Regions from separate parts of the Homo sapiens genome. Here regions 2, 3 and 4 are each linked to region 1. A link is a contact called in ENCODE Hi-C or POLR2A ChIA-PET data. All regions are on one chromosome and are shown on one strand. Each heading gives the region's core, a stretch centred on a gene start or an enhancer-like site at or near the end of the contact. The rest is flanking DNA. Distances are from core to core; before and after follow the strand shown.

Region 1 (3,699 bases), core at 650-3,149:
TGTGTTAGGCTAGAATAAAAATTGAGAACCATAGCTGGGTGTGGTGACATGCACCTGCAGTCCCAGCTACTAGGGAGGTTTGGGTGGGAGGCTTGCCTGAGCCAACGAGTTTGGGGCTGCAGTGAGCTGTGATCACGGCCCTGCACTTGCAGAGCAAGACTGTGTCTCTAAAAATAATAATAATAATGATAATAAAGAAAAAAAAAAGGCTGGGCGTGAGCCACCTGTAATCTCAGTACTTTGGGAGGCAGAAGTGGGCTGATAACCTGAGGTCAGGAGTTCGAGACCATCTTGGCCAATATGATAAAACCCTGTCTTGACTAAAAATACAAAAATTAGCCAGGCATGGTGGCACATGCCTGTAATCCCAGCTACTCAGGAGGCTGAGACAGGAGAATCATTTGAACCCGGGAGGCGGAGGTTGCAGTGAGCCGAGATCGCGCCACTGTACTCCAGCCTGGGCGACAGGGCGAGACTCCGTCTCAAAAAAATAAATAAAATAACAAACAAATAAATAAATAAATAAAATAACGGCCGGGTACAGTGGCTCACGCCTGTAATCCCAGCACTTTGGGAGGCCGAGGCGGGTGGATCACGAGGTCAGGATATCGAGACCATCCTGGCTAACACAGTGAAACCCCATCTCTACTAAAAACACAAAAAATTAGCCGGGCGTGGTGGCGGGCACCTGTAGTCCCAGCTACTCTGGAGGCTGAGGCAGGAGAATGGCATGAACCCGGAAGGCGGAGCTTGTAGTGAGCCGAGATCCCGCCACGGGACCCCAGCCTGGGCGACAGAGCAAGACTCCGTCTCAAAAAAAAAAAAAAAAAATTGCGTAAACGTATGGGTAGAAGTGCGATTTTGTTACATGCATACACTGCATAGTGGTCAACTCAGGGCTTTTAAGGTATCCATCATCTTTTATCTACTTTTTGTTTGGCACTTAGAGAGTAGTACATCGGCCGGGTACGGTGGCTCACGCCGGTAATCCCAACACTTTGGGAGGCCGAGGCGGGAGGATGGCTTGAGCTCAGGAGTTGGAGACCAGGTTGGGCAACATAGGGAGACCTTTTCTCTATTTAAAAACAACAACAACAACAACAAAAAAAAAACCTTTTTTTAAAAATTACCCGGGCGTGGTGGCGCACACCTGCAGCCTGAGCGACAAAGCAAGACCCTGTCTCAAAATAACATAACATAACATAACATAACATAACATAACATAACGTACATCATGCTACGGAGGCCGCTAAAAAGAACATGGCTTCTGTCATACAGGAGCTTATGGTCTCATGGAGAGGCACTGTGAGAGTTCAGAGACAACAGCTCAAAGACAGGGTGGGGGCTTGAGAAAACTTAGCAGAAAGGTGTAGGGGTGGGAATCGGGGTGGGAGTGGAACTGTCTTTTTAGAAGGATGGCCTGGAGAAGAGGAGCAGTGAGAGCATTCCAGGAAGTGAAAGCGGTCAAGAGGTGGAGCTGGATAGCCGATATGCACGAAGGGTGCCCCGGAGAGCCACTTATCAGGACGCAGAGGTCTATAGAGCAAGGAAGAGGCAGAGTTGGAGCGTGGAGGGTCGAGACGCCAGGCAGGAGTCGAGGTTTGACAGGATTAGCGCTGAGCTCTAGCAAGACTGACCTACTGCTGCGAGGAGCTTGGGCTTGGGCAGGAAGCAGTGCAGCTCGCGGTCCGCAACGCAACAGAAGCGGGTGAATTCAAGGGCACCAGGCCTGCAGACTAGGGGATGGGAGGACGCGGCAAGCGGAGACTGGCCCAGGTGGGCGCGCAGGCAGTGGGACTGGCAGCCCCTGCTCGGCCCTAGCCGGCAGCGTACCTGGATGCTGCAGCTCCTTCGCATCCAACCGAGGCCTCCTCAGGCAGGCAGGGTCTCGAGGCCACTGTCTACGCAACTTCCCAGCACAGCCGAACGCAGCACTCGGAACCAGACACGTGAGGGTAGCGTCCCTGGACAACCCTGAACGCCTCAGCTATTGGTGCAGAAAGCAACTTTCTCCCTCCCACCTGCCGGGTTAGCCTCTAGGATTCGGCTTGCCGCGCTATAAAGGGAACTGCGCATCAGACGCGGCACAACTCCGCCCACTAAGGCGGGAGTCCGCGCAGGCCGTCACTCTGGCTGGAGGCCGGCTTTGAACTTCCGGCTTCCGGGCCCGTTATCCTTACTACGCATCCTCAGACGCGCCGTGCTCTCGGAGAGGCCCGCTGAATTCTGGGGGCTGTGGTTTCTCTCCCTCGAGGGAGGGTCTTTGGCGAGCCAAGCTCTGGAACCGGAAGTTTTAGGATGCTAAATCAGAGTCAGCCAATCCTCAGCCTACGGTGCGGTGACGTCGCCAGTAGCTGGGTAGATTTTCGCAGCCGGCCTTCTGGAGGTGGATCGCGCGCCCCCTAGAGCCCGGCTGTGGGCCTAGTCCAGGTAGGGGCCCGAGGGGCACCGCGATGCCTGGACCGCTAAGGATGCGGCAGCTTGGCCCGTGACCAAGGAATGGGCACAAGGGATGAGAGTCTAACGTTTCCGTCCCGTGTGTGATCTCTATTCTTGCAGGAGGCATGATAAAGCCCCTAAGAAGGGCCGGCAAGGCCGGGGCCAGCTTGCGGCGAGGGCGGGAGGGGGCGCTGGCGGGAGGGGAGAGAGAGGGATGGGGACTGAGTGGGCACCGCCGCTGACCCCTGGAGTAGCTGCGATTATGGAGGAGGGATTTCTTTTTTCATTTTTCCTACGGTAAGAGGGAAAACATACGTGCAATGATACGCGCCAGCACACGCACTGCCACATGCACTGAAGCTCCCTCTCCCAACTCTTCTTGTTTCTGGAAAAAACACGCTTTATTGGGTAGACAAATAGGCCTGATGGGAAGGCCTGAGTCACAGTGCACTGGGGAGTGAACAAAAGTAGGCAAAGTGCTTGAAGCTTCCCCTTTGCCCCCACCTTAACCTCCTGGGGAGGCAGCTCTGGACACTCAGTACCCAGACCTGGGCTCAGCAAGGCCTGGGGTGACTGTGCCCCTCACTCCTGCTGCCTGATCTGGGCAGCCCCACCCTTCACTGGTAAGACAGAATTCTCAAGGGATAGGCGCAGAGAGGAGCCCGCCTCCCTGGTTCATTGGAGAGTAACAGGGTTTTAGCATAATGCTGGCCAGAGCCAGTGTGCCAGGTGCTGCCACACAGGAAGCTGACAGCCCTGCTGGACGGGCGGGAGCCTCTCGGGCCCTCCGGACTATTTATAGCTGGAGGCCTAGGCTGCTGACCTGTGACATTCCTCTGCTGCCACCCCATCCTGGAGCAAGGCAAGTGCAGAGCACACTCCTCCTCCTCCCCTCCTGTTCTTTCCTCACCCCAGGGAGTAGGGTGGTTTTGATTTTCTTCCTCCTCCTTGAGTTTCCCAGCTCTCGAGTTGCTGGTGTTGTCAGTACCTCACGAGAAGGCCCTCATTCAGCAAAGAGAGCTGCCCTTGGAATATTGGTGCCCACCAACATAGGAATCTGCTCACCCTTCCCTACCGTTCATCAGCCTTTGGGCCACCCTCTGGCCTGCTGGCTTCCAGATGCCAGGCATGGTTAGCTGGTTACCCTGGCCGGTCTGGAGCAGCTGAGGAAGAGGTGCAGAGTTTGGGAGGAAGAAAGGGGTGGAGTCAGGGATGTCCTCTGGGGAGATAGCACAGGAGGGGCCCAGCTGACACCTCCCC
Region 2 (3,356 bases), core at 316-2,815, 1.0 Mb after region 1:
CTACAGCCAGGGAGATTTTTTAGAAAGACAATTTAGATCATGTCATGCCCCAGCTTAAATACCTTCAAGTACTTAGAATTAGCCCAGACTCCTTTATGTGGCCTGGCCTCTGCCATTCTCTTAGACTTCATCTGCTTTAGGCTAACTGGCTTTCTTTTTTTCTTCCCCTCTTCCTGGAATTTACCCAATTTATTTCCATCTTAACGCCTTAGCATTGGTGGATTCTTCTTGTGAAATCTCCTAGTTGGTTCCTTCAGATCTTAGTTTAAATGGGGTTTCCTATGAGAGAAAGTATCACTAAAGTGGTCATCTCAGCCAGGCTCGGTGGCTCACGTCTGTAATCCCAGCACTTTGGGAGGCCGGGTCAGGTGGATCACTTGAGGCTAGGCGTTCGAGACCAGCCTGGGCAACATAGCAAAACCCCATCTCTCCCCAAAATACAAAAATTAGCCAGTCTCATAACCCTGTCTCAAAATAAATAAAGAAAAAAAATTAAAAATGCTGTATTGTCTTTAAAAAATAAAGTGGTCGGCCGGGCGCGGTGGCTCACGCCTGTAATCCCATCACTTTGGGAGGCCGAGGCGGGCGGATCACGAGGTCAGGAGATGGAGGCCATGCTGGCTAACACGGTGAAACCCCGTCTCTACTAAAAATACAAAAAATTAGCCGGGCGCGGTGGCGGGCGCCTGTAGTCCCAGCTACTCTGGAGGCTGAGGCAGGAAAATGGCGTGAACCCGGGAGGCGGAGCTTGCAGTGAGCCGAGATAGAGCCACTGCCCTCCGGCCTGGTAGAAAGAGCGAGATTCCGTCTCAAAAAAAATAAAAATAAAAATAAAAAAATAAAAAAAATAAAGTGGTCATCTTTCATCACACCATCTTCTACAGCACTTAACACTCTCTGATATTTCCTTGTTGTATGTTTGTTTCTCCCTTCATAAGAGCAGACACATTGTCTGTGATGTCCATGTTCTGACCCCAAAGCTGGAGCAATGCCTGAAACATGTAGTATATACTCAGTATTTGTTGAAAAATGAATATTTGAGGATCATGATGATGAAGAAGAAACCTCAGACTACTTGATCATAAATTCTAGCAATTTCTGCAAGAATAAGAATTGCAGTTTGAAATTAGATGCTGGAAGACTGGAAACCTTGATAGGTCTGGGGCTGAAGGCTGGGGGAAGCAGAAGGAATATACTAGAACTTTGGCGGTTTTCTCCCTATCTAAGGACCCCAGAGACCATGCAAAAGGGAGGGCTAGAATCTTATGACCGGAAACCACAAAACGGGTATTTTCCATCCATAATTCTTCGAAGCCACTTCAGCTAGGCTGTAAATGCGCAAACGCCTTTAGGACCCCGGGTTCCTTTCTGTTTCTTTATGAATGAACCGGCTCCAGTCTGCGCACGCGCAGCTCCCAGTTCTCCCGCTCCACGTGAGGCCCACCCTTCCCTCCTGCTGGCGGCACCGCCCTTACCCATTCTAATGGACCAATGGCGAGCGGCCTGGGGGGCGGAGCCCGGCGCGGCGCGGCTCAGTAGTTCCCCGGGCGCCCGGCTCCCTGGCGTTAGACGTGCTGTGTTGTGATCACGTGGGCAGCTCCGGGCGCGGCGCTTGTTTTGGTTTCCTTCTAACTTGCCCACGGCAGCTTCGGGGTGAGCGACTTTCCTGCACCAGCTGCCGCGCCTGCTCACACCCTGACCTCGTTTTCGGGCTCTCTGAGCCCGCAGTTCCGCAAGCCCCTGGGGCGGGCTCCTGCCATGCCGCTAGTCCGCTACAGGAAGGTGGTCATCCTCGGATACCGCTGTGTAGGTGAGTCTCCGCCCTGCAGAGCTCGGACGCGCAGCAGCTTTGTAGCCAGAAGAGGCGCGCTGCCGTGGGAACGCGACCCAGGGAGGAATGATGACATCGTAAGGATGGGGTTGTAGAGCGAGGATTGGAAGAGTGGAGGAATGGAAGAGTGGAGGATTGGAAGAGTTGGTGGTGTGTGGAGGCTGCAGGAAGCGGGAGCACTTAAGGGTTAATGCGGACCTGGCTGCGGGAATCTCAGAGTGGTCCCAGCGTTACTTTGGGGATAGGGGTGGGGTCACAATTTGAAAACCGGGACGCGGTCTCCGTGGGGACAGATAGTCGCAGGTGTCCTGGGGCGGGGCGGACTTGATCCTAGGGAATCTTGGATCTTCCTACGAGTGGGATGGGGTGGGGAAGGCGGCGGGAAAGGCTTCCTGCTGCGCTTCTGAATGCATCCGGTAGCCAAAGTGCGGAGACCCTGGGTGAAAAGAGGGTGAGGGTAGACACAAAGGATAGCATTGCTTGAGGCACTCACAGACTGTGGTGTTAATTTGGGGTCTCCTTTGGTCCTGGGCCACAGTCCGAAAGGACAGAGGATGTGAATGTGGATGGATGATTTGGATACAACTGTCACACTGCTCCCCACAGGGAAGACATCTTTGGCACATCAATTTGTGGAAGGCGAGTTCTCGGAAGGCTACGATCCTACAGTGGAGAATAGTGAGTAGACTTCTCCCCTAGTGTGCTGGTGGTATGCGACCCGGAGGGCTTGGATACCCCACCCAACTCCATAATTTATTTCTCTGGTGCCAAGGGGCTGATTTATTTAGACATTACATCTGATTTCTTCTTTAGCAATCCTGTTCGATGGATGGCTAGAGTATGGATTTTGCAAGATATTGAGTCTGGGATAGTTTAGATGTAGACATTAAGAACCTTAGCGTGTCTTTCCAGTTACCTGGATAACTCCCTGGAGCTGATCTATCTGTGTCACCCCCAAGGTTAAGAATGTAAGGGGAGGCTGGGCGCAGTGGCTCATGCCTGTAATCCCAGCACTTTGGGAAGCTGAGGCGGGCGGATGGATTGAGGTCTGGATTTCGAGACCAACCTGGCCAACATGGTGAAACCTCATCTCTACTAAAAATACCAAAATTAGCTGGGCATGGTGGCGCACGCCTGTAATCCCAGCTACAAAGGAGACTGAGGTAGGAGAATCGCTTGAACCCAGGAGGCAAAAGTGGCAGTGAGCCAAGGTCGTGCCACTGCACACCAGCCTGGGTGTCAGGGTGAGACTGTCTCAAAAAAAAAAAAAAAAAAAAAAAAAAGCTGGGCACCGTGGCTTATGCCTGTAATCCCAGTTCTTTGGGAGGCCAAGGCAGGTGGATCACCTGAGGTCAAGAGTTCGAGACCAGCCTGGCCAACATGGTGAAACCCCGTCTCTACTAAAAATACAAAAAATTAGCCGGACATGGTGATGGACATCTGTAATCCCATCTACTCGGGAGGCTGAGGCAGGAGAATTGCTTGAACCTGGGAGGCGGAGGTTGCAGTGAGCCGAGATCGTGCC
Region 3 (3,573 bases), core at 1,074-3,573, 1.1 Mb before region 1:
GTGAACCCGGGAGGCGGAGCTTGCAGTGAGCTGAGATCGCGCCACTGCACTCCAGCACTCCAGCCTGGGTGACAGAGCGAGACTCCGTCTCAAAAAAAAAATACTCACAACAATTTTAGGGGGAGGTATTATTTTCACTAATTTATGCATTAAAATACTGAGGCTCAGAGATGTAAAGTTACTTGCCTGAGATTACACAGCTAGAGATGGAGCTGATGGTCAAACAAGGCATGGCTCTATCTAAGAGAGGTTTAAAAATACCCTAAGTACAATGCTGGTTTACAAAGGATTTTGACCACCGGGCACGGTGGCTCACGCCTGTAATCCCAGCACTTTGGGAGGCTGCGCCAGGTGGATCATTTGAGGTCAGTTCAGAACCAGCCTGGCCAACATGGTGAAACCCCGTCGCTACTAAAAATACAAAAATTAGCCGGGTGTGGTGGTACACACCTGTAATCCCAGCTACTCGGGAGGCTGAGGCAGGAGAATTGCTTGAACCTGGGAGATGGAGGTTGCAGTGAGCTGAGATTGCGCCACTGCACTCCAGCCTGTTCGAGAGACCAAGACTCTATCTCAAAAACAAAAACAAAACCCAAAAACTTTGAGCCCTCAGATCTCCATGTGACATCTCTCTTTTTGTCTATGAGCCCAGGACCCATTCCTTTATCCACAGTCACACATTTTGAGATAGAACTGGCTCATGGGAAGAAAAGATGGCTTAAAGAGATACTGAATGTCTCCAGAATGAGCTAAGACTTTGATCCTAGGGCTTACCAAGGTAAGACGGCAGGTTTAAGCCTGGAGCCTTCAGAGAGATGCCTGTGGCTGAAACACCCCATACCAGCACAACATGTTGCCATCTTCATGTCAACTTCTCTCTTTTTCTTGGTTCTCTTATTCCTTTTTCATTCCTTTTTAAATTCAATAAACATGTTTAAAAGTCCTGTTGAAAGCAGGAACTATAGTAGGAGATATTTAGAACGCAAGCCTGAAAAAGACCTATTCCTTATTCTTTAGATCAATCTAGTGAGAGAGGCAGATATATACAAAAGTATAAGTCAAGGCAGATTTTAAAAAATTCAGCAACGGAATACAACAATGAACCAAGACTTTCACATAAAGGCAATGTCTTGTAACGAAAAATGCCAGGCTTTGGAATCAGCTCTGAAGCTGGCATGTCAATTTAGCTCCGGCCAATTTAAGGGCTTAGCCTTGGTTTCTTACTGATAAAATAAGAGTCATTAAATTTAGCTTTATAATTCTAATTCCAAGATCGCTTTGAGGACTACTCATAGTGTAATAAAGTTCCTAGCAGTAGTTGATACTTAATAAACAATGGCCATTATTACTCAATCCTCAAAGGAGGAAGGTGGAGCAGATAAAGTTACTCCCACTCCCGTTTACAAACGAGGAAGCTAAATCTGTGACATTAAGCAATTGTTCTGAAGACACCAAAGTAGCAAATGAAGACGCCAGCCTAAACTCTGATTTTCAGATCTTTTAAATTCCAACACCCCATACCAGCACAACAACCTTTTAAAAACCACTGTTTTTTTTTTTTTTTTTTTTTTTTTTTTTTTTTTTTTTGAGACGGAGTTTCACTTTTGTTGCCCAGGCTGGAGTGCAATGGCGCGATCTCGGCTCACTGCAACCTCCGCCTCCTGGGTTCAAGAGATTCTCCTGCCTCAGCCTCCCGAGTAGCTGGGATTACAGGCCCGCGCCACCACACCTAGCTAATTTTTGTATTTTTAGTAGAGACGGGGTTTCTCCATGTTGGTCAGGCTGGTCTTGAACTCCCGACCTCAGGTGATCCGCCCGCCTCGGCCTCCCAAAGTGCTGGGATTACAGGCGTGAGCCACCGCGCCCGGCCTAAAAACCACATTTTTACTGATCTCATGCTTTTCTGTTCAAATGCATTAGAGAGGATGCCGAAGATAAAATGAATATACAGGGAAGTGGGACTTATGCAGGGTCTTGACCTCCGGAGAGGTGAGTTTAAGGAGACAGGAGTATGGGCAGGAGCAAGCGCACACACGTAAGGAGCGTTTGGGAAGCCGTCAAGAGTCCGCCAGGGGTGGAGTGGGTTCATAAGGCTAGAAGAAGGGCTCCTTCCATGGCTCAGGGTGACGACTTGATGGGTAGCGAATACCAGAACTCTGGTAACTACACGGATACACGTTTAAACCCGGACACTTGCACGCCGGGTCCTCCCCGTGATCGCCCAGCCCATCTCGGGGGCAGAGCCGTGGCGCAGCCCGCCTATCATCGCTGCCGAGACTGACGCGGTCTCTTCTTTATAGGCGAACGACAGCGTGACGTCATGTTCGCCGGGCAGGCGAGGAAAGAGGACGCCATGATTGGTTGGCGCTGGGGCGGCGGACGGTGGAAGGGCCTGGCGAGTCTAGGTTTTACGCCTGTGCTGGACTTTCTCCTTCCATGTTTCCAGGCCGTGGGGGGCTACAGAGGGCGAGAAGTCGGCTCAGCGGAAACCTGGATTTGGTTCTAAGCCGTGGGGTTGAGAAGGGGTGACCGGAAGTGATCGTGGGACTGACCGGAAGCGAGGCCTGGAGGGGAAAGAGAGAGCGAGACCTGGGAGGGAGGGGGCCTCCAGCAGAAAGGGGCGGGGGAAAAGGTGCAAAAGCAGCGTGGGAGCGCCGGGCTGGCTTCCTGCGGCTGCTGCTGGTCTGACTGGGAAGCAGCAAGCCACCACTACGAACTCTCAAGAGGAGTGGGAGTGCGGGAGTCCAGAGCTGCCTCTGGGAAGTCTGCAGTAGTTGAGCAAAGGGGTCCTCACGTTCCTGAGAGCTGGGCAGGGGGGATTTTGGAACCTGGGGCAGCCAAGAACGAGCAGCCAAGGGTACGGGAGATTAGTTGTGCACAGAGCAGTGCTGGTCGGGCTTGGGGGTGGCTGGTGGGCACTGCGTGGGAAACCTTGGTTTGTAGTTTTCTTGGTTTGCGTTACTCCTGTTGGGTAGAATTACCCTCCGCGCCTTTGTACAAGACACGGTGTCTCCTGGGGCAAGGAAGGAGCCAGGATGGCCTGGGCTCTGAAGCTGCCTCTGGCCGACGAAGTGATTGAATCCGGGTTGGTGCAGGACTTTGATGCTAGCCTGTCCGGGATCGGCCAGGAACTGGGTGCTGGTGCCTATAGCATGAGGTGAGTGAGATTTTCCCAGACCCTACACCTTCTGAATAACAAAGGCGGATAGACACTAAGAAAAGGGGTTGAGTGGGAAGGAGGTGTATAGAGTTTTAAAAAGCTGTTTACGATTGGGGAAAAGGGACTTGTTCTTTTGTCGCTTTGAGTAGTTAGTGTTGTGGAAGAAATGGAAAAAGCGATTGTAGGCGATATGAAGCCTGTGCAGAATCAGTGGAAGAAGGAAGTGGTCCCTGATTAGTAACCAGATGAATGTTGAGAGGCTTTTGTGCCAATGTGGGAGACTTGGGGACTGATGGTGTATGTGTGGGTAAGTCTGACGTTGTGTGAAGAAGGGTTACATATAGCATAGGAATGGTATCTAGGAAGTTGGGAAATTGGGAGCTGGTGCTTAATGATGAATATTGGTTCGTTTC
Region 4 (3,532 bases), core at 1,024-3,523, 1.3 Mb before region 1:
ATGTCCATCCTTCACGTCACTCTGATCATGTGTAGCTGGGCAACTCTTCTTCTCCACACTCTGCTGGCCTTCTCTCCTGACTCCATCAAAGAACATCTCACCTTCTGAATAGATCAAACCTACCTTGGAGTCTCAGGTTAGAAAAAAAGATTACTTTCTTCATTCACCTGTTAACACCCGGCTGGCTTCCCTGCCTTTCCCAGTGCGTGTCAGAACTTCTTGCTAGGATCTACTCACTCATGCTCCTGCTCCCAGGTCTTAGGGTCTTAGAAATACAAATTCATGGCTGGACTCGGTGGCTCATGCCTCTAATCCCATCACTTTGCGAGGCCGAGGCAACAGGATGGCTTGAGCCCAGGAGTTTGAAACCAACCTGGGCAACATGGCGAAACTCCCTCTCTACAAAAAAAAGTTAGCTGGGCATGGTGGCATGCATCTGTGGAGGCTGAAGCAGGAGAACAGCTTGAGACCCGGAGGTCAAGGCTGCAGTGAGCCGTGATAGCTCCACTGCACTCCAGCCTGGGCAGTAGAGCAAGAAAAGAAAAGAAAGAGAGAAAGAAAGAGAAAAAGAAGGAAAGAAAGAGAAAGAAGGAAAGAGAGAGAGAGAAAGGAGAGACAGAGAGAGTAAGAAAGAAAGAAAAAAGAAAAAAGGAGGGAGGCGGGGCAGCAGAAAGAGGAAGAAAACAGAAAGAAAGAAAGACAAATTTATTTAAATATCAAAACAAAAGAGAAACTGAACTAGTGGTAGAAGTTTCTACCATAGAAAGTTTTCAAATTATTGGCTATTTGGAGTCATGCGCGCTCCTTCTCTGTTGCTAAGGCCCCAAAAGATTGCAGCACACGAGGCAGCGCCGGAGAGGACCACTGAGCAGCACGGGCCCTGGCGGGGTAATTCCGAACACCGGCTTAGGAGGCGGGTTTACCAGGATTCTCATTCCAGCCCTGCCACTAATTGTTCAGGGTTCTCAAGGTCGAGCATGCACAAAATCACCCGGAGGGCTTTTAAAACACAAGTCGCCGGGCCCAACCCGAGTTTCGGAATATTTAGGTCTGCGGTGGGGCCCATTTCTTTTCTTTTCTTTTCTTTTTTTCTTTTTTTTTTTTTTTGATACGGAATCTCGCTCTGTCGCCAGGCTGGAGTGCAGTGGCGTGATCTCGGCTCACTGCAACCTCCCCCTCCCGAGTTCAAGCGATTCTCCGGCCTCAGCCTCCCGAGTAGCTGGGATTACAGACGCCCGCCACTACGCCCAGCTAATTTCTTGTATTTTTAGTAGAGACGGGGTTTCACCATGTTGGCCAGGCTGGTCTCGAATTCCTAACCTTGTGATCCGCCCGCCTCGGCCTCCCAAAGTACTGGGATTACAGGCATGAACCACCGCGCCCGGCCAAAATTTCTAATAAGTTCTCAGGTGATTCTGACTGGCGCTGCTGGTGGGGGATCCCACTTTGAGAAACACCCTCTGCTGTGTGAGCAGCTGCCTCCCCGGTACATTCGGAATAATCATAGTAGGTTTAAAGTTTGCTGGGGCTGGGATTCACCTGATACCTGGCACTTGGAGCCCTTGACACAGTTCATGGCACACGGAATACGAGCTCTTGTTGGATGGAGCACAAATGAGAAGCAAACCTGGGGCAGGACCCCGGGGCCCATGGCCGCCCCGCCGCGTTTCCCCCTCCGGGGCAGGCCTCCGGGCTCCGAGCGCTCCAGGCTGGCGCGCAGCACATTCCGGTTCCATGCACCCGCCGCCCGCGGCTCTGCTAATGCCTGTCCTCTTTGGGGTGACTAGGACCCTCCAATCTTTTTCCGCGCTGAAAGCCTGGCCGCAAAGACCGCACCCCCGGGGCGGGCTGAGACGCAGAGAAGCCGGGGCGCCCCTCTGCCGGTCCGCCGGGAGTTCCCGGGCCCGCAGCAGGCTGAGGACACGGCGGGACCCGCTGCACCTGGCCAGGGAGGGGCGGGGCGGGCGCGTTAGTGCAGCTGGGGGAGGTCCCGCCCCGGTCCCACCCTCCCGGCCGTCCGGTGGGGAAACCCGGGAGCCACCCCGCGGCGCGGCTGCGGCTTTGCCTCGGCGCGACAGGTAAGCGGCAGAAGGAGCCCGCGACCCTCTCCCCGGGAGGGCCCCCCTGAGCTCCCCGACTGCTCGGACTTCCCTTCGGCGGATCTCGCTTCTGCCGAGTCCTCGCTCTCACCTCCTCCTCCGCCAGCCTTCGCCTCTTCCTCTTCCTCCTCACTACCCCCGACAGTAAAATGAAGGGGCTGGGCCAGGCTGGTCCCTCCTGCCTTCGCTCTCTGCTGGTCGCGGTGGCCTGTAGCTCCTCCCTCGGTAGGACCCCCCTCCACCTTGGCGCTTACGAGATGAATGAGGAGCCCAGACCTCTGGAACTTGGAGGGGTGAGAGGGGGACAAGCCAGAGCCAGGGCTCCACACCCTCTTCCCCTCACCCACCCATGCCCTGCATTCCTTCTGTGCCCCGTCTCCCCAGATCGGGCCACCCCATGTGCTCTGGTACGGCAACTCTTGCAGAGAGGTTTCCTCCTGCCCTGCCACGTTGCGCCTGAGCAGAAGGGGACAGCAAGGAGAAGCCTCGCTGGTGGAGGTCGGTCTGAGCCCTGCTTGGTTGAATTCCCTCCAGAGCCTGGGGGCTTTTGGGGGTGGGAAGGGATCTGCCTCCTGCTGTGGGGAAATGGAATCTGCTGGGTGTTCATGACTGTGACTGTCACCGACTTCCCTATTTCCTCAGTTGTTCAGATTCCCAGGCTGACAAAAAGGAGAAACAGCTTTTACTTGCATCCAGGGCCAATCATCGCAGACCCAGACGTCTGCAGAGGGTAGGATGGGGCTCTTCTGTGTATGGGGGTGGAGGGTGGTCAGTTTGCCCACAAAGCTTACAGCAGACCCCTTCTAGCAGCCGACAACCCATTGCAGCACTCTCAGAAAGGATGTTAACTCTGTGCTCTGAGCTCGCCCCCAGGCCCACACACACAATTTACAGGCACTGGGTGAGGTTCATAGTTCTGGACACACCAAAGAGCCTCGAGGACTTTTGCGCCTTCTACCAGAGATGTGTGTGCACCACACAGGCCCTATTCTCCGCTCCAGACAGATGAGCTGTCTCCCTTCCCATCAAAGGAAAGGTTAAGAAGGATGAGACAGGGAAATTCATGTGATGATGAAAACCAGGTCAGGTGAGGGGTTTGAAATATGCTTTGGTTCCGGCCACATGTGGTGGCTCATGCCTGTAATCCCAGCACTTTGGGAGGCTGAGGCTGGTGCATCACCTGAGATCAGGAGTTCGAGACCAGCCTGGCCAACATGGCAAAACCCCATCTCCACAAAAAATACAAAAAGTTAGCCGGGCATGGTGGCAGGCGCCTGTAATTCCAGCTACTTGGGAGGCTGAGGCAGGAGAATTGTTTGAACCTGGGAAGCAGAGGTTGCAGTGAGCTGAGATCGCACCATTGCATTCCAGCCTGGGCAATAAGAGCAAAACTCTGTCTCAAAAAAAAAAAAAAAAAAAAAAAGAAAGAAAGA

What was found. A loop is a pair of places that touch in the nucleus more often than their neighbours do. ChIA-PET counts read pairs that join two places held with the same protein, here RNA polymerase II (POLR2A). Pooled maps may share reads with other maps.
Region 2: a loop to region 1 is called in a pooled map, with 7 times the contacts of the local background. The contact joins the promoter of RHEBL1 here to the promoter of COX14 in region 1. A Hi-C loop is called at or near these places in 5 of 50 pooled maps. POLR2A ChIA-PET finds 5 or more read pairs at or near these places in 3 of 52 experiments (CD4-positive, alpha-beta T cell, GM10248 and GM12878).
Region 3: a pooled map shows a loop between it and region 1 (8-fold over the local background). The contact joins the promoter of TFCP2 here to the promoter of COX14 in region 1. A Hi-C loop is called at or near these places in 6 of 50 pooled maps. POLR2A ChIA-PET finds 5 or more read pairs at or near these places in 2 of 52 experiments (A549 and H1).
Region 4: a loop to region 1 is called in a map with no recorded cell type, with 12 times the contacts of the local background. The contact joins the promoter of GALNT6 here to the promoter of COX14 in region 1. A Hi-C loop is called at or near these places in 1 of 37 single-sample maps with no recorded cell type and 4 of 50 pooled maps. POLR2A ChIA-PET finds 5 or more read pairs at or near these places in 1 of 52 experiments (Caco-2).

Annotation. Positions count from the first base shown.
Region 1 is chr12:50,110,436-50,114,134 of GRCh38, reverse strand. COX14 (cytochrome c oxidase assembly factor COX14) reads right to left here and starts at 1,899. Exons shown (of 2, transcript NM_032901.4): 1 at 1,834-1,899. GPD1 (glycerol-3-phosphate dehydrogenase 1) reads right to left here. Exons shown (of 8, transcript NM_005276.4): 8 at 2,822-3,699. RefSeq lists enhancers at 1,570-1,619, 1,630-1,869, 2,090-2,349, 2,410-2,459.
Region 2 is chr12:49,068,188-49,071,543 of GRCh38, reverse strand. It overlaps RHEBL1 (RHEB like 1), which reads left to right and starts at 1,565. Exons shown (of 8, transcript NM_144593.3): 1 at 1,565-1,810; 2 at 2,438-2,509. The coding sequence starts at 1,759. RefSeq lists enhancers at 1,122-1,171, 1,542-1,851 and a silencer at 1,402-1,521.
Region 3 is chr12:51,171,885-51,175,457 of GRCh38, reverse strand. It overlaps TFCP2 (transcription factor CP2), which reads left to right and starts at 2,323. Exons shown (of 15, transcript NM_005653.5): 1 at 2,323-3,157. The coding sequence starts at 3,036. It overlaps LOC124902933 (a long non-coding RNA gene), which reads right to left and starts at 903. Exons shown (of 2, transcript XR_007063307.1): 1 at 775-903. RefSeq lists enhancers at 2,001-2,050, 2,143-2,890, 2,991-3,040.
Region 4 is chr12:51,390,147-51,393,678 of GRCh38, reverse strand. It overlaps GALNT6 (polypeptide N-acetylgalactosaminyltransferase 6), which reads left to right and starts at 2,273. Exons shown (of 12, transcript NM_007210.4): 1 at 2,273-2,392; 2 at 2,742-2,829. It also overlaps a transcript of SLC4A8 not described here. RefSeq lists a silencer at 1,701-2,240 and enhancers at 1,926-2,510, 2,511-3,096.